5 separate regions of the Homo sapiens genome follow, and all the other regions are linked to region 3. A link is a contact called in ENCODE Hi-C or POLR2A ChIA-PET data. All regions are on one chromosome and are shown on one strand. Each heading gives the region's core, a stretch centred on a gene start or an enhancer-like site at or near the end of the contact. The rest is flanking DNA. Distances are from core to core; before and after follow the strand shown. Region 1 has its middle 330 kb from the start of LINC01630. Region 2 holds the start of MAPK4 (mitogen-activated protein kinase 4). Region 3 holds the start of MEX3C (mex-3 RNA binding family member C). Region 4 has its middle 28 kb from the start of CXXC1. Region 5 overlaps MAPK4 (mitogen-activated protein kinase 4).

Evidence for each region. A loop is a pair of places that touch in the nucleus more often than their neighbours do. ChIA-PET counts read pairs that join two places held with the same protein, here RNA polymerase II (POLR2A). Pooled maps may share reads with other maps.
Region 1: a loop to region 3 is called in a map of GM12878, with 2.5 times the contacts of the local background. The contact joins the enhancer-like site here to the promoter of MEX3C in region 3. A Hi-C loop is called at or near these places in 1 of 168 maps with a recorded cell type or tissue (GM12878), 14 of 37 single-sample maps with no recorded cell type and 5 of 50 pooled maps.
Region 2: a pooled map shows a loop between it and region 3 (4-fold over the local background). The contact joins the promoter of MAPK4 here to the promoter of MEX3C in region 3. A Hi-C loop is called at or near these places in 6 of 50 pooled maps. POLR2A ChIA-PET finds 5 or more read pairs at or near these places in 2 of 52 experiments (H1 and WTC11).
Region 4: a pooled map shows a loop between it and region 3 (9-fold over the local background). The contact joins the enhancer-like site here to the promoter of MEX3C in region 3. A Hi-C loop is called at or near these places in 1 of 168 maps with a recorded cell type or tissue (naive thymus-derived CD4-positive, alpha-beta T cell), 4 of 37 single-sample maps with no recorded cell type and 10 of 50 pooled maps.
Region 5: a loop to region 3 is called in a map of ascending aorta, with 6 times the contacts of the local background. The contact joins the enhancer-like site here to the promoter of MEX3C in region 3. A Hi-C loop is called at or near these places in 1 of 168 maps with a recorded cell type or tissue (ascending aorta) and 6 of 50 pooled maps. POLR2A ChIA-PET finds 5 or more read pairs at or near these places in 1 of 52 experiments (Caco-2).

Annotation. Positions count from the first base shown.
Region 1 is chr18:51,723,655-51,728,688 of GRCh38, reverse strand. No RefSeq gene overlaps it. Among named protein-coding and RNA genes, the nearest start is that of LINC01630, 330 kb to the right of the region's middle. Within about 2 kb of position 3,173, at least 2 of the 41 ENCODE cell types and tissues checked have a DNase peak (open chromatin) inside an H3K27ac peak, as active enhancers do; they include GM12878, where a contact is called at or near this core.
Region 2 is chr18:50,556,436-50,561,556 of GRCh38, reverse strand. It overlaps MAPK4 (mitogen-activated protein kinase 4), which reads right to left and starts at 1,470. Exons shown (of 6, transcript NM_002747.4): 1 at 1,314-1,470.
Region 3 is chr18:51,196,170-51,201,322 of GRCh38, reverse strand. It overlaps MEX3C (mex-3 RNA binding family member C), which reads left to right and starts at 3,642. Exons shown (of 2, transcript NM_016626.5): 1 at 3,642-4,756. The coding sequence starts at 4,003. RefSeq lists enhancers at 3,129-3,218, 5,017-5,153 and silencers at 3,419-3,948, 3,969-4,078, 4,219-4,298, 4,559-4,608, 4,629-4,678.
Region 4 is chr18:50,313,549-50,318,235 of GRCh38, reverse strand. No RefSeq gene overlaps it. Among named protein-coding and RNA genes, the nearest start is that of CXXC1, 28 kb to the right of the region's middle. Within about 2 kb of position 2,660, at least 3 of the 41 ENCODE cell types and tissues checked have a DNase peak (open chromatin) inside an H3K27ac peak, as active enhancers do.
Region 5 is chr18:50,651,987-50,656,887 of GRCh38, reverse strand. The region is part of intron 1 of MAPK4 (mitogen-activated protein kinase 4); the gene reads right to left. Among named protein-coding and RNA genes, the nearest start is that of MAPK4, 94 kb to the right of the region's middle. Within about 2 kb of position 2,102, at least 11 of the 41 ENCODE cell types and tissues checked have a DNase peak (open chromatin) inside an H3K27ac peak, as active enhancers do; they include ascending aorta, where a contact is called at or near this core.

The DNA.
Region 1 (5,034 bases), core at 1,924-4,423, 530 kb before region 3:
TTTAGAGGAGAAAGTAAAAAAAAAAAATTTAAAAAGTTGATGACTGATAGATGTGAGTAGGCAGAGATAGAGAGGAATAGAAGATGATTCAGAGGTTTCTAAATTGGGTAAAGGGGTACATTGTGATATTAACTGAAACAAGGACAGCAGAAGAAGTAACAAGTTTGCAGAAATACCGTATGAAAAAGCCCAGTGTTAAACCTCTAAACTCAGCAAGTGCAAAGACCTGGATTGTTTCTGTTTCAGCTCCTACTTTGATTTGTAATCTAGTAATTTCTTTACTCCAGATCAAGAAGAGCAAATAGAACAATGAATATGAAAGTGCTTGGAGAAAAATATATGAGAACATATGCAAATAAGAACCCTCATTACCATTTATTCAAAGTAAATTTATTATGTCCTGATCCCAGGATCCTAGGAGCCTGTGCCAAAGTGTTCCTGCATCCAGCCTTCTCTCTTCCAGACCAGCAGCTGGGACAGAGAAAATAGAGGGTCAGAATTATGAGGTAGTCATCTTTCTTTTTTATCTAGAAAAGCTTTAGAAAAATATTTATGAGGACCAGACTGAAGACAACAAATCAGAATTTGCTTTCTGTGGCAGAGACAGGCTCCAGGCAGGACACAGAAGGGCAAGCAGGAAGCCAGAGAAAGGCTTCAAAATAAGGTTCCCCTCTTTTGAGTCAGGATGTAAGATGGACTCATCTGGAACACAGGTGTAGGCTGAGGGTTGAACCAAAGCACACTACCAAAAGCAAGGCAGGAAAAGCAAAGAGGAAGTAGGAACTCAGATGGAATAGACTTAGGTGATTAAACCATAAAACCACAAATAGAACACAGGCTAAGATGGCTAGTAAACTCACAGAAGTAGTAGGTAGCAAGCTGCTCTGCTGAGATCAGAGGCAGCATTCAGATGGATCAGTACCCAAAAAAGTAGCTCCCACGGCTCATGTCTCTCTTTAGCAGAGGGCTGTGGGATTCTCTGAGAAACTCAATTCAGTTCTAATGAGAACAGTCATGAGAGGGGGCCTGTTTCCAGTGGGACAGAGGCTTTCCCTTTGGTTCAGGAATTTCATTGAATATAACCAGTCACCTTTGACTGGGTGGACTCTCTGGGTCACTAAAGTCATAGCTGCTGAATTTATTTCCCAACATTGGGCCAGAAGTCCTAGCCCTGGGGTTTTTATTATCAAGACTCTGATGTTAATGAAGGTAATGACACCAGGCAGAGGTTACAGCCCTAGCATATTGCTTGTACATGCAGGAGCTCACTACAGGATTGGTGCCCTGAAAAAAATTAAAGCAAAGGTCTTTCCCAATTTCTTGGGGAGACTAGGATAAATATTATTAATATACTACCCCTAAATCAAATATATCATATTTTAATGATTGAGACGATATAATCAAATTCAACCAATTTCAAGAATTTATCGACTAAATCCAGTCTCTATAGGAACCAGCCATGCAACCCTGACCCCCAAAAAGACACTTCCCCTCCCTGGGTCTCCGGCACAGGTGTTAGTGAAATGAAGAAATAATGTCACAGCATCCCTGAGTGTCCTTCTAGTTTGTTTAAGGAATATACATAAAGCCAGCAGGATTTGAAATGAAAGCAATTATGCTTTGTGCCTTTATTCAACCTTTATTCAACACACATGGTCGTGTGTTGAAAGAGATATTAAATCTCACAGGGGAATTATAGAGATAAGAGCCAGCATTTGTGTGGCAGGGAAAGAATCCTATCTAAAAAGATACCTCCTCCTCCAACATTGGCCCATATGCAGTTCCTTGAAAGATACCTCCCGCAGCACATCTGCTGCCCCAACAGCCAGAATTCTGTGCCAGAGCCCACAGCATGAGCAGTGCAATTTCTCACTTCCCCAGAGTCTTCTCAGAAAAGAAATAGAGAACACAAGGGAAATGACCAAAGCCAAGTGAGTGGTGATTTCTCTGTCTGCCAAGTTGCTAAGACATGTCAGCTCTACTAGCTCTTGATCAGGGTGGGTGCCAACAAGTCTGAAAAAGCCTAGTACTACCAGGCAATCACGCTTCCCACTGAGTCCTGTCCTAGAGGATGAGATTGACCTTAGTGGCCTGTAACGCTGCAGACACAGGGAAAAGTTACTTGGAACAAGAAAGAAAAAAAATGTAACACTCGTACTTTATGTGTTTTCAGTTAACAATATGGCTGTGGAAGAAAAAAATAAATGAGCAAAATTTATAAAAAAAAGTATAAGTACTTTCCAGGAACTATAGAAGTACTTGGTTCTTTCCAAAGTATTGTCCAATACGGTAGCTGCTGGGCCCTTGTAACTATTTACATTTATATTAATTAAAATTAAACACAATTAAATCTTGAGTTTCTCAGTCACATGATCCACATTTCAAGTGCTCAATCGTCACACGTGACCACTGGCTACATATAGACAGCTACAGATACAGAACATCTGCATCATCGCAGAAAATTTTATGGGATAGAGCTGCTCTAAAAAGCTGAGTAGGCTGGGCGTGGTGGCTCATGCCTGTAATCCCAGCACTTTGGGAGGGCGGGGCTGGTGGATCACTTGAGGTCAGGAGTTCGAGACCAGCCTGGTCAATATGGTGAAACCCCGTCTCTACTAAAAATACAAAAATTAGTTGGGCATGGTGGTGGGCGCCTGTTAGTCCCAGCTACTCAGGAGGCCGAGGCAGAAGAATTGCTTGAATCTGGGAGGCAGAGGTTGCGGTGAGACGAGATTACACCACTGCACTTCAGCCTAGGGAGACAGAGCAAGACTCCGTCTCAAAAGATAAAAAATAAAATAAAAAGCTGAGTATATCAAAGAAAGTGGAAAACAAACCAGCATAACATCAATGAGGTTGCCTCCCATATCACTACTTGTTTAGAAGAAAATGTTAATTATTTCTATTTGTTGGCAAATCCTCTACCTGTTTCCTGTAGCTTTGGCACTTTACCTCACAGCTTCCGCTTAGCTGTTAGTCAAAGTCACAGCATTAAAACAAAAGAGTAGCACTTCCTTCAAGTTGGGAAGTGTCTGGACTCCCGCTAGTCTTTCAGAAAATACTACCCAGGCAGCTCCTCAAGCTGGGCCCTCACTTCCATCTCCTTTCTGTGAGCAAATCGAGTCATCTGCCCTCACGGCCTCTACTCCCACTGTGTAATTAACTCCCTTGGGTTTTCACTGAATGAGTGACTCAGCAAAATGACTTTTTAAATGAACGTTCACATTTAGCAATTCTGCCCACATACAAACTGGGACTGGAACTGACTTTTTAAGTAAACATACTGAGACTTTGATAACTAAATTAGTGGGTTTTGTTCCAAATAGTCACCCTAGCAGGTAACATCCTGCTTCCAATCATACAGATGTGTCTCAGATCACTGCTGGAACATTTCTTAGGGAATTGGCTTCAAGGCACATGTAAGTGTAAAGTGACAAAACGTTCTTTAATAAGGGATGTGGATGTCTTCTCGCGCTCTCCTCTTTAGAGTGTCTCTGAAAACTAAGAGGCCACAGAACTTTTGATTTTACAAAGCAGGTCACAAGCCTTCTGACCCTTGGAACTATAAATACATGCCTCCAAAATTAACACGGGAGGCATATAGGGACAATCACAAGGTGCATATTCATTTGTCTGTCAAACAGATGAGACATTTTAATTGTCTTTTTTTCTACTTTACTGTATAAATTTATGTGCGATTCTGTCCAGACTTTATAGTCACTTCCATGCTGCTGGATGTGTGTGTAAATCTGATAATGCTCACCAGGTAATAAATGGTTTCTCCCTCTTCTCTATGTTTCAGAAGGGTCTTGTGTTGGCAGAATTATATTTCCCCAACAACTGAAACACATGCATTTAAATATTTTAAACCTGTATGTTCACAGGCAAATTTGATTCTTGGAACCCCTTTCAAAAGTCACCTGGAATTTGAGTAGTGGTATGAATGATCATTTAAGATTATAGAGTTTGGGATAAAAAATGAAGCAGGTTTTTCTTTTGGTTTTTTAATATGACTCACAGGTTAATTTCCAGGAATACTTCTTTGAAGGGGATGAAAACTTGGGTTCATTTAAAAAAAAAGTCCTATTACTTTATAATTCTACCAAGTATATAATACATATAATATATTCAAAACACCTAAACAGATTTTTATACTCTCAGTAAATGATTTTTTCCCTTATTTTTATACATGTCCTTAAAATAAATGGACTTCATTAAAGATACCAGATATCCCAGCAATAATTTACAGATATTGGATTTAAAGAGCACATAGTAAAATTCAGTTGAGTCAAAAGAGTAGAAAAAGCTAATTTTGTATCATTTTCCCCATATTCTGAGGACCTATCATTGGCTGTATACAGAACGTAAAATCAAATACAATATTTTCCCAATATTCACAATCTATTTGATTAACTCCCCAGATGCAAACATAAAGAGAGGAGAAAGAAGCCTCAGGAAAGAGATTTTGACAAGACTGAACATGGCCAGCACCATCTCTTTCTGGGAACAGGCATGAAGGATTAGTTGGTGCCATCTCTCCAGCCCTCTGAGGTGGATGGCACACTGTTGAGGTGCCGGGTGATCACATGAGCTACCGGTTGGATATTACTGGAAAGGCACGTTCTCTCAGATTAATGTGTTGCTGTTGGTCCTCCTCTGATCTCCACGAAGGCGCCAGGTATATGCATCCATCTTGGCGATCTTCAGGTGGTGTGGCAGAAAAAGCACCCTATACCTTGCCAGGAGTTTGGAAACCCAGGTTCTCAAGACAGTTTCTCGATCAGTGAGTAGGATGACTTTAGCAGGGCCCAGACACTCCCTGTACCCCAGATTATGGATCTGAAAAATGAGGGGAAGTGATGATCTCTAAGATCCTTTTACTAAAGGAGCTAAGACTCAGACTTAGCTCCTTTAGGCCAGTGTCTCTTGAATTTGAAAGACCCTGAGAATCATGTAGGAGCACTGGTTTAGAAAAAGACAGATTGTTGATCTTTATCCCAAAATCTTCAGGGAAAGGGACAGGGAAACTAAATG
Region 2 (5,121 bases), core at 221-2,720, 640 kb after region 3:
CTCAGTAAATACATATTACAATAAGGTCATAGCATAGCTATCTTGAACATAGTAGGTACTCAATAAATATCTGTTACATTGAGAACGTCATGACGCTTCACCTTCGCACGGGGTAGGTGCTCAATACATATCCATTCAATTGAAAAGTCTGCAGTATACCTGCTTTTCACATAGTAGGTGCTCAATAAGTATATTTTACATTAAGGTTATTTAAGATAGCTGCCTTGCACACAGTAACCTCCCAGTAAATGGCTACTGAGCAGTTGTGGACACTCCTCAACCCAGGCAGGGGTGACATTAATCAACCCCCAGGCACAGATCCATGAATGGAAATGCACGTCTCGAGGTAGTGCTTTCGAGAGTGCTGGAGAGGCGCGTGACAGTACGCGGCCGCTGCGCTCTGTCGGGACGCTGCTGACCCACTGCTGGCTCCAGGGTATCGATTAGCGATCGGAATCCATTCCCCACCCAGGGGCGGGAAACAGCCGCCGCCTCCAATGGTCATTTCGGGGACGCACCTGGAACTCCCGCCACAGCCCCCTCCCGGGGCATCCGCCCACCCCGGCTTCACCTACGATTCCGTAGAGTAGCTGGCAGAACAAAAGCAAAAGCCGGCCTGACTTCCGATTGCTTTCCTGATAGAGAGCAACCCGGGAGGAGGCTCAGGGAGCCGGCCCGGGACCCAGCTGGGATGTCAAACCCGAGCCGCTGCCCTCTCCGGCAGGCTGGGGCTCTGGGTCGCCCAGCGGCGAAAGCGGCGGGGTCCCCCCACTCCCCCTCTCCCAGGGGCTACCTACCGCCAGTGTAGGCGCCTCTGTCGGGTGGCGAGGGGAGAGGACGCTGTATTAACCCTTCAACGAGAAAGGGAGAGGCTGGAGGGGAGGATAATCGGGACTGCGATCCGAATCTGAACTCGCAGTGTGAACTGCCCCTCGGCGACCCCAAGCGCTCCGGACTGTCCCCGGGGGTGGGGTCCCCTAGCGGCGCCCGGCCCCTGCGTCCTCCTCCCCTAAACACAACGCGAGGAGCCCAGCGGCAACCTCCCATCCCAAACGGGTCCAGGACAGCACCGGCGCGCGGTCTGCAGGCGAGGAGCTCACCCAGGGCAGCCGGGCGGGTCCCGCGGGAGACCCCCGCCGCTCGGAAACTCGCTAGTTTGGCAGTGGCTTGGCCTGGGGGGCTTATTGTTAGGGTAAGGTGGGGAGGCAGTGCGGGCGGGGAAGTCTCATCTCTTCCCCGCTTCTCCGGAGCCCGCCGAACTCCGAGAGGCGCAGGCGGCGGGAGGAGAAAGCCAGCGGAGGGGAGCCACTTACCGAGGCAGAGCCCGAGAGCGTGGCGGCCCGGGCGCGAGCCGCCCTTTGTCTGCGGCCGCGGCGCCGGCGCGCTCGGCCAGGCCGGTCCCAGCCACGGCGCACGGCGAGCTCCCGCGGTCGCCCCGACAGCCCGGCTCGCTGCTCCAGCTCGGGCTCCGGCTCCCGCCCCGGCCCCGGCCCCAGCCTGCGCCGCCGCCGCCTCGGCTCCGCCCAGAGCCGGGCCCCGCCCCCGCCCACTGGGCCCCCACCTGCTGCGGCGGTGGCGCTGGGGAGCCGGGCCCTGGGCGCCCGGGGGCGGCAGTCTCCCGCGCGCCCTGCTCTGCCCTCCCGCAGCCTCCAGGCCGCTCAGCCGCGCGGTCCTGGGGCCTTCCCGGACCCAGTCCCGCGGAGACGAGCTCACCTGGGGAGCCGAGCCCCGTCCCGGGTAGCCTGGCCTTCCCGGGGCACACGCGGTAGAGCTCCAGTCACTCAGAAGCCCTTCCTCACGCCCGCCGTGGGTGGGGGATCCTCGGGCTCCGTCCGGGAGGGAGGGGGCGCCGAGAAGGCGGGAAGCGGGGATCTGCCTGAGCCCGGTCGCCGCCCCGCCAGCCCCGCGCGGCTGCAGCCGCCGGGGGCCCGGTGGGAGGGTGGGTGGGGAGAAGGAGCCGGCGGGGACCGGTGGGCTCTGGAACCGGGGAGACCCGCGCGCGCGGGAAGGGGCACTGGGCCGAGGGTCGAGGGGGCGCGGAGCCCAAGTGCACCGGTCCCCAGCCGGCCTGGGATTCCGAGCGGGCCGCCTGGGCTGTGAATCTGTGCTCATTGGCATGACCGGAATAAAACTAACAAAAGAGAACCAACACTTTGGGATCCAGAGGAAAGGGACAGAAGAAGCCACTGGACCCTAACACTGGTAATAACTGGTGCTTCTGTGGTGCCTTCAGCGAGCCCAGAGCTGTGGGCACCGATGAGGGTCGTCACTGAACGCGGTGCGTCCCGTTGGAATGGTTGAGGCGCTGCTTTTCTAGGCATAGAAAAGTCTGATAACCTAAATATTGCATAATGAGGTCACTGGTGGCTTTAGCTGCCCATGAGCCTTCTCCTCTCCCAACTCCCAAAGCCTTCCGAGTGAGACCTGCGTTTTGGCACTTTCATAGGGTCTGCTGTGTACTGCAGTTATTCCCGCTTCGTCCCCCACCTCTACCCCCAGACCCTAATACAATTCCAGACGCTTAATAATTGTTGCAAGAATTCGCTGTCGAATTTTAGCGTGGGCAAAACATAAAAATGAAGGATTGTGGGATCATATTGGAAAATGCACTAAGGGTTTGCACAGTGATGGTGGTATGAAGGGTAATGAGTGTTGGCTGCCATTAGTACATAGTTGCGCTGCGACTCCTATGTGTGCAGGTAGTAGGTTTAGGATGATATGCTAAGTTAGAGACTGCAGTTATCAGGACCTTCATTAACCTCAGAGAATAGTTAGGGATAAGGAAGGAGTGTGTAACAAGCGAGTGTGTGTATATCTGTGGTAAGACATTCCAATGTGTCTTCCCCAAAGAGAACATTTTAACATTTTGCTTCCTTGATTTTCATTACAAGTAGTATCAATTCAGCAAGTAGGCATAAATATGAAATGTTTTGTGTTGATTTATTCATTTTTATAACATCTCTTCTATGAAGGAAGAATAAGAGGCCCCAAGGCTGCTCATTTAATCCAAAAGAAACAGAAGGGCAAATGTCCCGCCACTTTAAGCCCACTAACTGCAAAGTGAGGATCTGGCGAGTCCGAATGAAGAGACTGACCCCCATCAACACCTGGAAAGCTCAGAGTCCCCCTCCAGCGTGTTTTTGTTTTTTTTTTTTAATCTGTTTATCTTAGGTCTGGAAGCTGCTCTTGAGAGCAATGTGCTTGTCCACGTGAGATAATTTATCTCTTCCATTTGGCAACTGGGAAAATGTAATTTTCTCTGTGTGATGAGCATGAGTGAGTGGTTCATACATAGTGAATGGCCATCCTCCAAATCGCGGGACAAGAGACTGTGAAATATGCATGTTTAATATCAGTGCCCATTACCGTACGATGGCAGGGGAATGAACAGGAAGCGAGTATCTGTCTGGGGCTCTCCACTGTCAGGTAAAGTGGTGTTCTGTTCTCCTTGCTGCTATCAGGAAACAAGTTATTTCTTATTTTTACTCCATAGGGAAGACTTCTAAAGAAACAGCTGGCTGAAGTCGGTGTCAGTCACTAGAAAATAACTGCACAGAATTCTGGAGTTGGGAAGTTCACCAGGTCATTCTGTTTGAAGACTTTTTTTCTGGGAGGAAAAAAAAATGAGCCAGCATTTCCTTACTGCCTGTGACTAGACACCAGAAGCTGTAACTCGGTAGCTAGGCCAGGGGTGCCCACATCTACAGTAGCCCTGGAGGATATGGGGGCAAGGGGTGCTGCACAGAGCAAAAAAGTGCCCTGTCTGCCTTGCTTAGGGTATTTCGGTATACTTTTCAAAAATATTGTGCTGGCTAAATTTGTCTCCCATGGCACCTGTTTTTGACTCAGATCTAGGTAGAGGAGGGAAGCAACTTAGGTGATTAAACAGATTCCTGACCCCACCCTTTCTGTTCCCAGGAGGAGTTGGCATCGGGGCCAATGACTTTGCATGTGGCCTCTCTTCCGGGGGTAAGCACTGGCCATGTTTGAGGAACCCACTATACCATGGCTTCTAGATGAGGGGATACCCTGAGCAGCCAGGTGCCCTTCTTCCTCTTGGGTTGCTTCTTTCTTGGGAGAGGACTGACGTTTTTTCTCCTTGTCTCTATTTATCTACCTCTTTCTCTCTCTTTCTGTTCCTCCCTCCCTCTCCCTCTCCCTCTCCCTTTCCTTTCCTCCCTCTCTTTTCTCATAGGTCCAGCCTGTCCAGCTATGAAGTTGAGACCAGCCTGGGCTGTTCTCATAGAGTGGGATCTAGGGCCTAGGAATTTGAAATCACACTTTCTTCATTCTTTCTTCTGGAAACGGCTTTCCTCATCACAAGAGAGATGAGATCCAAGATGTAGGATCAACTTGATTGAAGGAAGTGATAAGCTGTGTAAGTTGCTTGGTTCTAGCTATAGACGAGTGATTCCACACTTGCACGCTTATGAGAATCACCTAGGAAAGCTATACGTCTGTGGAGAAAAAGAAACAATAGGCGACTACAGTGGCCCACTTACCAGCATCTGTCCCTGTCTCTCATAGTCTGCCTTCCCTCCTTGTCTTAATATGTTTGTGCTGTTATAACAGAATACCTAAGACTGGGTAATTTATAATGAACGGAAATGTATTTCCCTCAGTTCTGGAGGCTGGGAATCCAAGATCAAGGCAATGGCAGGATTGGTCTCTGGTGAGGGTCAGGTATCTGCTTCCAAGATGGCGCTTCATGGCTGCATCCTCTGGAGGGGAGGAATGCTGTGTCCTCATATGGCATAAGGCAGAAGGGCAAGAGGGCTGAATACTGCATGAGGCCTCTTTCTGCCTGGGCCCAGTGGCTCACACCTGTAATCCTAGCACTTTGGGAGGCCGAGGTGGGCAGATTGCCTGAGCTCAGCAGTTCAAGACCAGCCTAGGCGACATGGGCAACATGTCTCTACTAAAATATAAAAAATTAGCCAGGCGTGGTGGCGCACATCTATAGTCCCAGTTACTCAGGAGGCTGAGGCAGGAGAATCGTTTGAGCCTGGGAGGCGGAGGTTGCAGTGAGCTGAGATCCCACCACTGTACTCCAGCCTGGGCAACAGAGCAAGATTCTGTCTCAAGAAAAAAAAAAAAAAGTCACCCTCCACTTGTGTACAA
Region 3 (5,153 bases), core at 2,393-4,892:
AGAAAAAGCAAATCTCAAAGTTGCTTCATAAACAAGATTTAATACAAGACGATAAATTTAGACCCAAATGGGAAGGTCTGTGAGCTTTAATATCTCCTGCCTTATTCATAAATCGCAACATTGACCAAATATAAATTAATGCATGAATGTATATATTTGTGTACAGGAACTCATGAAACCTCATTTATTATGTGAGAATGAAGTAGAAAGCAATTTTATATTATAAACATCTACATTAAAGCATTTGGCATTTTTATTTTATTTTATTTTATTTTAAGACAGAGTCTCGATCTGTCACCCAGGCTGGAGTGCAGTGGCGCGATCTCAGCTCACTGCAACCTCCACTTCCCAGGTTCAAGCGATTCTCCTGCCTCAGCCTCCCGAGTAGCTGGGACTACAGGTGCGTGCCACCGTGCCTGGCTAGTCTTTGTATTTTTAGTAGAGACAGGGTTTTGCCATGTTGGCCAGACTGGTCTCAAATTCCTGACCTCGGATGATCCACCCGCCTCGGCCTCCCAAAGTGCTGGGATTACAGGCGTGAGCCCGGCCAAGCATTTAGCATCTTAAAAAATCCTAGCCAAGTGGATCTTTGTGAAACTTATGTACATGAATCTATTTCTTACATCTCCCCCTCTCAAAAGAAAAATGTGCGGTGAACTATCACTCCTGCTACAGCTTTTGCTTTGGGTTCTTGGGAAGAGAACTGGGAAGACTAAGGAGTGAGCATTATATGATAATTCATGAAAAGAGGTGGAGAGAAGGACTTTCAAGTTTCATTTGTATTTCCTTCCAATGACCAACATATCCTGGGGTGACTGCTGTATATTTTATTTGGCTTTCTCCCTTGATTGGATTTGATTTTTAGAAGTTCTTCCCTTCAAATAATATTGTTTAAACTTAAATATCAGACAGCAAACATTTTGCATATTCTATAAGTAAATGTCTAATTGTATAAGCTATTCATTGATACATTAAAAAAGATTTAGTACCTTTTATCAAAATATCATGAAATGTGTCCTTAAGGCATATCTCGAAAAGGGTGTCAATGTAGTAAATCAGTGAAAATTGTGCGTAATTGGGAAGGTAGGGAAGGAAAAGATCACTTTTCACTATGGGTAAGGGCAAGATTTCTTCTATAAACCCACCTCCTCCAGAGCTTACTGCTACAATTGTGTTGTTAGAGAAGCAAGACACAGGGTTCTAGGAGGGCTGGGGAAATCTAGGAGTAGTAACAGGAAAGGTTTAGTGTTAGCTAAAAGTCTCTAGGTCTTTGATCAGAGGGGTGAGGTAGGACTGTGCAAATGTCCTATGGGCACAAAATAGCAAATGCAAGTCACAGTTTAGCCTTCTCCGTCTTGGTAACAGCCTAGACAATTTAGAAAAGTATATGTTCAATTAAAGTTGACTCTTAAGAAACGAGTTTAAGGCAATTAGGTATAATAAATTAATCCAATATAGAAAGTGTCCCGTTATAATTTTAAAATCAAGAAATTTAGAGTACTTACTGAGTAGTACTTGAAATGCAGTTAGTGTGAAAAGAACTTCTGGAAGTGTAAAACACACCCTGGTTTCAAAGGCTTAATGCAAAAGAACTGTAAACATTATCAGTAATTTTATATGGCTTACATGTTGAAATACTATTTTGGACATATTGAACTAAGTGTATTTATTAAAACTATGTTTCTTCTTGCTTTAAAGGGGTCATTTAGAAATTTTAAAATTACATTGTTACATTGTATCTGTAGGTATAGGACCAAGCTGCTGGCTAAGATTAACCTGGCAGGACTTAGTACTAAAGGGATAGACGGGCTAGTCACAGCCTAAGACAGAGGAAAGTTAAGAAGCATAATTTTTAACAAGCCATTTAAAAATACCCCCTAGAGGCCAGGCGCGGTGGCTCACGCCTGTGATCCCAGCACTTTGAGAGGCCCAGGTGGAAGGATCGCTTGAGCCCAGGAGTTTGAGACCAGCCTGGGCAACAGGGTAAGAACCCAGTCTCTACAAAAGATAAACAAAATTAGCCACGTGTGGTGATGCGCGCCGGGCGTGGTGATGCACTGGGGAGGCTGAGGCGGGATGATCACTTGAGCCTAGGAGGTCAAGGCAGCAGTGAGCTGTGATCATGTCACTGCACTCCAGCCTAGGCGACAGAGTGAGACTCTTGTCTCAACAAAAACAGAAATAATAACCTCTAGAAAAGATAGCCACTGCGTGAGATCACCTGAGCAATACTGTGGGAAGAGTGTCTAGGGAGGAGGAAACGGGGATTCATTTTCTTAAAAAGCACCAAAGAGCTGGGCGAGGTGGCTCACGCCTGTAATGCCAGCACTTTGGGAGGGCGAGGCGGGCGTATCACTTGAGGTCAGGAGTTCGAGACCAGCCTGGCCAACATGGTGAAACCCCGTCTCTACTAAAAATACAAAAGTTAGCTGGGCGTGGTGGCACGTGCCTGTAATCCCAGCTACTCGGGAGGCTGAGACAGGAGAAACTCTTTTTTTTTTTTTTTTTTTTTTGAGACGCAGTTTCGCTCTGTCGCCCAGGCTGGAGTGCAGTGGCATGATCTTGGCTCACTGCAACCTCCACCTCCCGGGTTCAAGCGATTCTCCTGCCTCCGCCTCCCGAGTAGTTGGGATTACAGGCGTGCGCCACCATGCCCGGCTAATTTCTGTATTTTTAGTAGAGACGGGGTTTCACCATGTTGATCAGGCTGGTCTCGAACTCCTGACCTGACCTCGTGATCCGCCCGCCTGAGCCTCTCAAAGTGCTGGCATTACAGGCGTGAGCCACTGCAAGGGGAAGCTCTTGAGCCCGGGAGGCGGAGGTTGCAGTGAGCCAAGATCGCACCACTGCACTCCAGCCTGGGCGACAGAGCTGGACTCCGTTTAAAAAAAAAAAACAAAAAACCCCGAAGAGCTAAACTTCAGCACCTCCAGGCTGCTGATGTAACCATCCTGCCGGCAGAGAAGCCGGGCCAGCGGGGCGTGGGAGGAGCATTCCCGAGTCCGAGAGGGAAGGCCCGGGAGCCACGCGGCTCAGGAAACCGCCCCCGCGAGGGGATAGGAGGATACTGCGTGGCCCCTCCTTCCGTGACTCTTCTTAAGGCCCTTCCTCTGAAGGGGGCGATCTCTTCCTCAACCCAAGGAAACAATGCTCTCGAACCTATGCCTGCAGCTCTGCTCCAGGCCGCTCACACAGTGCCTTCCCTAAAAGAACTCAGCCACATGGGCTACAGGGATGAAGGGTTGGGGGGAAACAAATCCAGGTGTGCGCTTCGACCGCACGCGCCTGCGCCAAAACCCCGCTTGGCCCTTAGTTTCAGCCTCTGCTGCAGCGCCTTCGTCCGCCTCCTTTTTCCCGCCCCCGCCGGGGACGTCACAAAGAGTGACGTGTAAAGTGAACAATCACAGTCCCTCTCCGCGCGTGCCGGGAGGAATGAGAGGGAGGTGGGCGGGGAGAGGACGGAAGGAGTAGGCTTCGGGAACTGGCTGGTCCCGGTCACCCAATCAGAGAGCTCTGGGGAGGGGAGGGGCGGGGCCCGAAGGAGGGTGGGGGGTGGGGCTGGGGAAAGGAGTTGGAAGGCTGCGGGAGGAGAAGGCGGGCTCCCAGAGATTAAAAGCACCCAATCAGAGCGCGCCGGCTTCATTCGGAGAGCGGCGTGGGGCGTAGCCGCCGCCGCCGCGCGCGCCGGGGGCTGGTTAAGGCCATGAAACAAAAGAAACACTGAGAGGGGAGCCGCTGCCACCTCCACCAGCCCGCCCCGCCGCCGTCCCCACCCACCCACCTAGTTACCTACCTCTGCCTCCTTCCCCTGCCCCTCCACCCCGCCCTCTCCGGTCTCCGGGCGGCCCTGGCGCTCCTCGGCCCGGGTCCCCAGCCCCGCCGCCTCCCCAGAGGAAAGGTGTTTGCGAGCTGAGCAGGGCCCTGGCCCTGTCCGCCATGGGGCTCGCCGCCTGCCGCGCCTGACCCGGCCGCCGCCGCCGCCATTGACAGCGCGCCGCCGCGATGCCCAGCGGCAGCTCCGCGGCCCTGGCCCTGGCGGCGGCCCCGGCCCCCCTGCCGCAGCCGCCCCCGCCGCCGCCGCCGCCACCGCCGCCTCTGCCGCCGCCCTCGGGCGGCCCGGAGCTCGAGGGGGACGGGCTCCTGCTGAGGGAGCGCTTGGCCGCGCTAGGCCTCGACGACCCCAGCCCGGCGGAGCCCGGCGCCCCGGCGCTTCGGGCCCCGGCAGCGGCGGCGCAGGGCCAGGCCCGGCGGGCGGCGGAGCTGTCTCCAGAGGAGCGGGCTCCGCCCGGCCGGCCCGGGGCCCCGGAGGCGGCCGAGCTGGAGCTGGAAGAGGACGAGGAGGAGGGGGAGGAAGCGGAGCTGGACGGAGACCTGCTGGAGGAGGAGGAGCTGGAGGAAGCAGAGGAGGAGGACCGGTCGTCGCTGCTGCTGCTGTCGCCGCCCGCGGCCACCGCCTCTCAGACCCAGCAGATCCCGGGCGGGTCCCTGGGGTCTGTGCTGCTGCCAGCCGCCAGGTTCGATGCCCGGGAGGCGGCGGCCGCGGCGGCGGCGGCGGGGGTGCTGTACGGAGGGGACGATGCCCAGGGCATGATGGCGGCGATGCTGTCCCACGCCTACGGCCCCGGCGGTTGTGGGGCGGCGGCGGCCGCCCTGAACGGGGAGCAGGCGGCCCTGCTCCGGAGAAAGAGCGTCAACACCACCGAGTGCGTCCCGGTGCCCAGCTCCGAGCACGTCGCCGAGATCGTCGGCCGCCAGGGTGAGTGCAGGGGTGGGGAGGTCCAGCTGGGCATGGCCCCGGGCGTGGGTGGGGAGACGAGAGAAAGGAGCGTGGGACGGAAAAGGCGAACCCGGCGAGGCCCCCAAGTCCACCGCGAAGGGGTCTGGGAGGAGCCGAGGGTCGACCAGATGTGAAGATGGGTCACCTTGCGAAAACCCACGCTTTTCCGCCCGTCTTGCCTGGTAAAAAGTGTGAAGTTTCTCGGGCGACCCAGTCCGGTGGTGTTCACGTTACTTGGGCTGTATTCGTGGAACACCAGGCTGGCGTGGCACCAGAAACCTCAGTGAGGTGGTAAAAGGTCGGGCTCGAGGAGTTGTGGGTTCGCTGTTGGGTACGGAAAGCTTCGAGATTGCAAGTTTGCGCCGCCGAGTGTCTT
Region 4 (4,687 bases), core at 1,411-3,910, 880 kb after region 3:
GTTGCTATCAAGGAATACCTGAGGTTCAGTAATTTACATAGGAAGGAGGTTTATTTGGCTCACAGTTCTGCAGCCTGTACAAGAAGCATGGCACCAGCATCTGCTTCTGGCAAGGAATTCAGGCTGCTTCCACTCATGGTGGAAGAGGAAGGGGAGCTGGTGTGTGCAGATCACATGGTGGGAAAGGAATTGAGAGAGAGAGGAGGAGGTACCAGGCTCTTCTCTACAACCAGTTCTCATGTGAACTAAAAGTGAGAACTCACTCACTCCTGCAAGAAAGGCACCAAGACATTAAGGGATCTGTCCCCAGCATCCAAGTACCTTTCACCAGGCCCCATCTCCAACACTGGGGATAAAATTTCAACATGAGACTTGGCAGGGCCAAATAAATTATAACATATCCCAACCGGCTTGGTGGCGGGTGCCTGTAATCCCAACTACTCGGGAGACTGAGGCAGGAGAATCGCTTGAACCCGAGGGGCAGAGGTTGCAGTGAGCCGAGATCACACCACTGCACTCCAGCCTGGACAACAGAGCGAGACTCTGTCTCAAAAACAACAACAAAAGAACAAAAAACAAACAAACAAAAAAACATATCCAACCGTAATATTCAATTTCTCTTTGCTTTGTTTTTCATTTATTAATTTGAGTTCAATGCTGCTTTCTCAGGTATTACTGCATAAAGTAGTCCATTATACTGAATATTGTTTTGGCTAATATTTCTTTGCCCAGTTTTATTATCTTTTGAATATCAAAATTCTTTTATGTTAAAATGTTAATATCCTCAATATATTTTCTCTGATCTTGATTTATAATTTTCATAATTTTTTCACCTGGCCCTTCTGAGATCTTATGATCTTGATTCTTTTATTTTGTTCAGTTCCACTCTTAGCATGGCAATTTCATTCTGTAATATGTCCTTTTTGTACAATAGATATTTTTCCTTTTCCTTGCCTTCAGAAATCTCAGAATTCTTAACGTTTTAAGTGGATAATTTCTATTTCTTTCTGCTTGCAAAGTGATGGCTGAAAATTTCATTCTGGTAGTTTTAAAAAATGGCCTCAAACTCTTTGAATCCCTTCCCATCAAGAGGTTGGTCTGTTTCTCTTCACCTTGAATGTTCGTGAGTTTCTGACTGCTTTGACCACTGAGTATAGTAGAAGTGATGCTATGTGACTTCCAATGCTAGCTCATAAGAGGCTATACAGCTTTTGACTTGCTCACACATACACACAGTAGCCCTAAGCCGCCATATAAAACTATGACTACTCCAAAGTCACTATGCTGTGATGAAGTCCAATCTACATTGAGAGGCCATATGTAACTCTTGTCATTGACAGCACACACTTTACTGTGTCATTAAAGCACACACTTTACTGGTCATTATAGCACAGGGACCAGACATAAGTGGAGAAGCAACTAGGTGATTCAGGCCTAAGCCATAGGAGTCATGCCCAGCAATTTGTCTTCCCAGATGAAACTTCAGATTTCCAGTGATTTTAGCACTGTTGTCAAAAATCAATTGACCGTAGATGTATGGGTTTATTTCTGGACTCTCAATTTATTCCATTAATCTATATGTCCAGCCTGATGCCATTACCACACTGTTTTGATACATACAGCTTTTTTTTTTTTTTTTTTTTTGAGACAGAGTCTCATTCTGTTGCCCCGGCTGGAGTGGAGTGGTGCGATCTTGGCTCACTACAGTATCCACCTCCCAGGTTCAAGTGATTCTCCTGCCTCAGCCTCCTGAGTAGCTGGGATTACAGGCACCCGCCATCACACTCAGTAGTTTTTTCTATTTTTAGTAGAGATGGGGTTTCACCATGTTGGCCAGGCTGGTCTTGAACTCCTGACCTCAGGTGATCTGCCCACCTCGTCCTCCCAAAGTGCTGGGATTACAGGCATGAGCCACCACACCCGGCCTGCTAGTACTCTTTTTCTGAGTACTCTTTTCCTCTGCCTTCATGAAAATATCTTTCACATCACTAAAAACAAGGCTGTACTCAGGTTTGTATATAAAAGTATTTTCAAATTAATTAATTAATTGAAACATTTATCAAGTGTTGCATCAATTTACTTAATCTTGAGGGTAATTAATTGCTTGAAAGGAATTATGATGTCTAATGTTTGCATAAAGTCTCTCATTATAGGATCTATTCTTGTTATATAATCAGACCCAGCTAAAGAGAAAGAAGGCAATTATCTCAGAAACTCTGCAGGAAACTTATTAAATGGGCTCATACCAATGAGGCAGGGAACTTAACTTCTGTCTTTTGACAATTTCAATGTACCACACAATTTTAATATTGAGACTACAACAGTGAAACGAATAAACTTGTGAAGAAATAAAGCCACCTGTGGGAACAGATATTTCACAAGGTGCAGCAAAAACTGCCTTAAATGAACAAGCAAATGTTGTTGGTACATGTTCTTCTAGAATAATGACATATACCTAAGTGTGAAAAGGCAATGCTGCAGCAAAAATTTGTGTTTCTCTAGTGTTCCTTCCATTCAGGTAATATAGGGGGAGGAGAGAAGGCTTGCTATGATTAGTTGACTCTATTCTTGCCTAACTGCTTAACACAGTATCTCCGTGTGGTGTCCTTGCTTGAGTACACATGTGTGGTTTCCTCCTGCCAATTTCTGAAAGCATTTGTAAGGTTTCAGTAACCTAGCCCTTAATGTACGAAAAATAATGACCAATTACTTACTGAGCTCCACTGAATAAGTCTACTTATTGCAGACTAAGTGTCTACATTCCTTGTCTCTAATTCTGTCATCAATCTTATAAGACAGAGATTCACCCCATATTACAGATGGGGAAACTGAGGTTCAGAAATGTTGCATTATCAGACCAAGGTTCCACATCTGACAAATGGTAAAGTCAGAATTTGAATGGAGGAGTCAGTTTCCCTGGCTCCAGTGCTTGTGTTTCATCTGTGACGTCATGATGCTGCCGCCCAGCTGCACTCCCAGACATCCCCTCGTTTCACAGACTTTTAATGACTCTCAAATAGTCACTCTTAATTTGAATCTTTTCTGTTCATTCTAGATCTTTAATAATTCTGACTTTGAAAAAAGATTAGGTAAATACACAGCTGCACCACACTTGTCCACCATCTGGAAAAAAAATGCCATGCTCTGAGAAATTTTAACGTAAGATTCTTAACACAGAAACACAATTTAATTGACATAATGAACTTCAAGAATAAAAAGATATTTGTGCAAGCTTTAAAGCAAGAAAGAAAAAATATCATGCACAATAGAAAAATCAGGCTAGTCAAAAATTTCTTCACAGCAATATTTCTGCTCAATATTTTACTTGAAAGACTTCAAACTTGCAGAAAAATGGAATACTGCTACTACATAGAACACCAAGATTTACCAACTAATATTTTCCTCATTTGTTTATCTCTATCTATGTATGGATTAATCACTTTTTTATTTTTGTATTCTCATTTTCTTTGAAAATTTTGTTCTCAACCATTTGAAGTTAGGATGCAAATATCACAACACTTCACATTTTTGTTGAAATGTTTCTACTTATGGGAAGATGAAATGTCCAACCCAAACAATGAATGAAAGATATCTTAAATTCTGACTACCTATAATGTGAGCTGGATGCCAGAGAGGCTCAGAGGTAATTGGAAATTAGAGCATTGGCCTCTTATTTAAACAATATAGGTGAATCAATGTAGGAGCTTTATGGTAGGAAATTTCTCCAATATTTAGTAATAAGAGATTTATAAGACTTGAAAGCATGAGTTAATCTATTTGAAGAAAAAGGAGTACATATCTCAGTCAGAATTCCAGCAAAATGTGCAGATAGTATTTAGGGAAAGCAATAAGCAATAGTAGGTTCCCTACAGTTTGCAACACCAGGGAACTATTACTACATCTAGCCTGGAAGGCAATGTTTATGGAAACCTATTGAGAACAGCTGTATGGGAGAGGGCCATCTGAGAGGAGCTGTGAAATTTGCTAGGGTACTTGGTAACCCATAGAGAATCGACAGGGAAAGATCTGGGACAGTAAGCACCCTCCCTCATTCACTTCCCAGGACAGCAACCACCCTCCCTCATTCACCTCCCAGTCTCTAGGTCTCCTGGTGATCCTCCCCAGTGATTAAACCAGCTGTAAGCCAAAAGTCAAAGGCTACTCATGAAACAGTCCACAAAGGTCAGCCCTCTGAGGCAGAGAGTACGGTGGCAAAAGGTAAACAGTGCATTTGTTGGACAAAAATGAAAGACAAAATTGTTAGACAAAATTATCTGCATATACTTTCTACCTACCATTCCCATTTTGGTAGAATAATTTTTACAACACAGACATAGTTACACACACACAAACAATTGTAACTGAGTACTATATATAGGTTACATAATTATATTTATAATATAAAGCTATTGTAATATAAAACAGTTGTAATACAAATCTGATTATAACATAAATAGACTTTGCTATTTTGAATAGTACTGCAATAAACATAGGAGTACAGGTGTCTTTTTGATAGAATGATTTCTTTTCCTTTGAGTAGATGCCCAGTAGTGGGACTGCTGGGTCAAATGGTAGTTCTATTTTTAGTTCTTGGTAAAATGTCCAATGTGTGGTAAGTAAATACACCAAGACACAAAGAATTGCAGCAGAGAAAGAGGTTTAATCACAAGGCAGCCAAACAAGGAGA
Region 5 (4,901 bases), core at 853-3,352, 540 kb after region 3:
AGATGATCTGACAGTAACTTGCTCAGCACACGGTTGGTCTAAATGGAAAGTGAGAAGAGGTAGGACACATGGCTTCTGACCTCAAGAAGCTTATATTCATATTGGGGGAGTGGAACTACAACAATAATTATGGAAACAATGCAGGAACATTCAGGGGCCAACTGTGTGATTCCTACTATAAGCGTAGCAGGAAGCAGGGTGAGTCCCATCAGTCAGAGAGGCTCTTGGAGGATGTGGAAGGCAGCTTCCCAGATGCCCCAGTGATCCTGGTTTTCAGGCCTTGTGTCATCCCCTCCCCTTAAGTGGGTGCTGGACTCACTGACTCATTTCTAAAGAATAGAATTTGGCAAAAAGAATGGGATGCCACTTCTGAGATCATGTTATAAAGAGCCTGTAGCTTCCATCTGAGGTAATCACTCTCTCCTGTTCGCTTTTGGGGAAGCTGCTGCTCCTTCTTGAGGCAGCCCTATGGGGGGATCCCTGTGAGTTCTCAGAAATGGACCTGCTGGCCACCGTGTGAGTGAGCTTGGAAGCAACCCTTCCCTGAGTTGAGCCCTGAGTGGACTACAGCCCCGCCAACAGCTTGATGGACATCCCAGGACACCTCGAGTCAGAGGCACCAACTAAACCATGCCCAGATTCTTGACTCTCAGGAGCTGCGTGGTAATAAATGTTGTTTTTAAGCCAATAAATGTTGGGACATTTGTTATACAGCGATAGCTAACTAATGGAGAGGAAGGACTTGGAGATCTGCAGTTCTTGACTTTCTAAAATAGAGAAGAGGCCTTGAAAAGCCCTCCTTGAGTCTGGGGTCCTGGGTCTCACCTGGCATGGATCTCATTAGATTCCAGAGTCAGATAGAATTCTGGGGAGGAGGGGAACCTTACCTGTCTGTTTTCACTGATGTAACCCAGGGTCCAGGGCAGTGTCTGGCATATAGAGAGGGATTCAATAAATAAATATCAGTGGACACAGGAATGGCTCCATGTTTGCAGTAAGATTTTGGTTATGACACAGTACAACCCACATGGAAAGATAAATTTAAAAAGCATCCCTGAGGCCCAGAAAAGAAAGTTTTTTAAATCCCTCCAGAGTGAGTAGGGGCTAAAAGCAGGGGTTCAAGGGAGGAGGCCACACAGGCCCCCAAAAGCATAATGACCAGAGGTGTTTCCTCACCGAGTTAAGAACTGCTGTGTAACTGCTGATCTTTACCATTGAGACTCAGCCGGGTCTCACTCTCAGCGGCGGCAGGGGGACCCCCAGGAATTAGGAGAAACAACTCTCCCTGGCTTTCCGGCTTTTGAAATTAAGCGCTGCTCCCTCCACCCCAGAGGAGTGCAGGCTGCAGTGGTTCGTGTGGAGTGACCTGTGCATGCTCAGGAACTCATTTTCCTTTGCAGAAACCCTGATATATGGGCAGATGGCTGCTCCTAATGGTGCCGCCCATGATGCCAACCTTGGGCTACAGTCCCTATGCCTGTTCCTCTCTCATGCCCAGCACCACTCCCAGCCCAGGACCTGGGATGACCCTTCACAAACACCAGCCAGCAGGACACCAACCGACCCGAGCCAAAAGCCCAGCTTAGTCTAAAATAAATACATCTCAAGCAGAGGAACCACTGACAGGCTCTGCTGCCCATGATGGGCCTCAGGTGAGCCTTCTCCCCCTGGGACGTGTGAGCCTGTGGTGACTGCAAACATCTTAAGGTCCCTGGGAGGCAGTGATGCCACCCACCCTGGGTTGTGTTTCCCTCAATACGGTTTTCTAAAGAACACGCCTGTGGGGACACTGCTGAGAAAGAAACAGGAGGGGACCCTGTTATCTTCACCTCCCTGAGGTGGGGTGGTTAGAGGAAAGAATTGAGGGAGGGAAGAGAAGTTTGCAGAAGGAACATCAGATGCTGGGTGGGGAGTTCCCTCCTCCCCAAAGAGCAAACTCCAGGAGCGTTCAGGCTTTGCTCTGTTTTCCTTTTGAAAATTACGTAACCAGCCAGGGAGAACAAAGCCTTCCCATGCCTCTCAGCGATACTAAAATAGCACGGAGAGAAATTCCGGCTGCCTCGTCGGAACTCCAGCACCACATCAGCAAAGCTGGGGAAGGGGAGCATCTGGGTCCCTGCGTGGGAAGTCTGGGAGCCGGTGGCCACGGGCATAGCACCAGCTGCACAAAGGCCCCTGCCCAGGCTGAAGGCTGAGTCCAGCTTCTGGTCCACAAGTGTGCCAGGGGGCATGTGTAGCAGGTGTGTAAATCCTTCTGATTTTAAACGACTCCTGCAACCTTTGACCCTTGTAGATTCAAGGGGAAACTTCTCTTTTTAAAGGAAGGAGATCTGAGATAGCAGAAGATGGTGGCCTCTTTCAAAATCTAAATCAGTGCAATTATGACTTCAGTGGCTAAATAAGGTGAGGCCCTATTTGGGGCTTGCTTTGTTTGGGCTGTGTTCTGAAGGGAAGTGATCCCAGCCGGATCTGAGCTTCTCAGAGGAGAGGCAGAGCCTGCATCTTTAATTCTCCCACACTGGCTTCAGTACTTATTGAATGGTGCCTGCAGGCCACTGTGCCTTCCCTGAATTGGGAGATAACTCTGTGAGCCCACATTTAATAAGCCATCATGGGAATGCAGAAAGTCCTCTGGCAGCTCAGTGTTCAGACCTGAGTTTTCCTGCCGAATTTTGGGACCCATAAATGGGACCACTTACTTTCTACCTGCAGGGTTAGCCCATGGCAGGGATGCTCAAAGATCCTTGGCTTGTAGCCACAGGAGTCCGTATTATCTTGCTTTCGACCAGCAATGGCAGATGTGTGCCGTATATACTACTTCACTCCATTTTGTGCCTATGGCAGACATTGATAATCAGTCATGACTCTCTCCTGATGAGCCAGGAGAATCAAAGTCCTTCTAAAACAGCACTCCTGAGAGCCTCTGCCAAGCATCTGGAGCTGGCACTCAGTCGGAGCCCATGTGCATCGGTGGCCTTGACTCTGACCTCACGCTCCCATTGCTAACGGGATCTTTCTTTGTCTCTGGCACCAATCCCTGCCTTGTTCCCCAGGCACACAGTCCAACTGCGCTAGCCTTTATTGAGGGCCTCCTAGGTGCTGGGCATAGTCATACACATTCAACAACGTTTAAGTTGAAGTTTCATTAGTTACACTGTGAGGTAGGCGGAACTATTCTCAGTAGATTAATCAACTCAGCACAGTGCGTGGTGCACAGTAGGTGCCCTGCAGGTGCCCATTCTCCTCCGCTTCCTTCCATTTTGCAGAGAGTTGAAATGACTTCCTCAAGATCACACCCTAGAAGGTAGAGCCTGGGTTCTAAACTAGGCGTGGTTCCAACACCAGTGAACTCTGTCATCTCCCATGGGGCTTCCTGTTACAGAGCACTCTTGAGCATCCTTGAGTGCTTGCTTCTGTTTTTCTAATTTTCCCAGTTTCTTGGAGAAGGATTTACCTTGCTTCCTTAACTCATCTTGGGAACTGACATCCTTTCTCACTGTCTCTAGCCTCTGATCTCCAGTCTCGCTGAACTCTACTCACCAGCCATAAAAGGTATCTTTCAGCTTATAGATAATGTCACATTTCCCTTACCTCTGGGCCTTCACACTTGCTGTTCCTTTTGTCAGGAAAACCTGTTCCTTTTGTTAGGGAAACTGCCCACCTTCTCTTCGCCTGGTTCTTTTTTTTTTTTATTTTTTGAGACTAAGGTCTTGCTCTGTCACCCAGGCTGGTGTGCAGTGGCTCGATCATAGCTCAGTGCAGCCTCAAACTCGTGGGCTTAAGAGATCCTCCTGCCTTAGCCTCCTGAGTAGCCAGGACTACAGGTGCATGCCACTGTGTCCAGCTAGGTTTTTCTTTTTTAAAACTTTTGTAGACATAGGTTTCATCATGTTACCCAGGCTGGTCTCGAACTCCTGGGCTCAAGCAATCTTCCTGCCTCAACCTCCCAAGGTACTGGGATTACAGGTGTAATCCATACCCAGCCACTAATTCTTATTCATCCTTTAGGTCTAAGTTTAAATGTCCCTTCCTCCAGGAAGCCTTCCCTGATGTCTCCTTTCCCTTCCCAGACTAGCTTATCTGTTCAGGCTGTGTCCCCCTCTTAGCCCTTTTATGTCACTTTTCTCTCTGTTTCAGTTTTAACTGCTGTGTTTGATGTTTGACTGGAAGTGCAGTGAGGGCAGGAACTCATCATGTGCATCGCTCTATTCTCAGCACCTAATTCCTAACCTACTGCATCAATATTAATATCTGAGCAGTGCAAATGCATTCTCAGAAGCTCCATACTCCAGACCATAGTTTACAAATTCAAATTTCTAATACTGACTTCTTTCTACCCACCGAGGGATACCAACCAGACATGAGAATTTCACAAGTCTTATCTGATTTAAATCCTAGATTCAGTCCCTTTAAATTTCATAGAGTTCTTGACTTCCTTCCACCCAGCCCAGCCTGCCTCTTACCCAGGTGCATCAGCTCTTTATCCAGCTGACACATAGGCATGGCTACCTCCTACTATTCCCGGGGAGGCTAATCATTTGCAGGGGTTTTGCTCAGAGGCAACAAGAAATCATTCCTAAAGCAGAAAAAAGTGATCCCTCTCCCAGCGATTGCATCTCCCTGTTTTCTGGTGAAGAAATCTATTTTGACAGGTCAGGTCAACAATCCCTGGACCATACGGGGCTGTCAGAGTCCAGGAAAGCCAGGGAGCCAGGAGGCCTGGATTCTGGTCCTGCCGCTGCCTGTGAGCACTCCAGCAAGAAGTCTCATCTCTGTGAGGTGGGAATAACAACACTGCCCACTTACTCATGAGAGAAGAACAATCGGGCTGGCAATACAGATGTGCTTCCAGAAATAAGTACAGTCATGACCACAACCCAATTATACCAAAGTGAACAGCA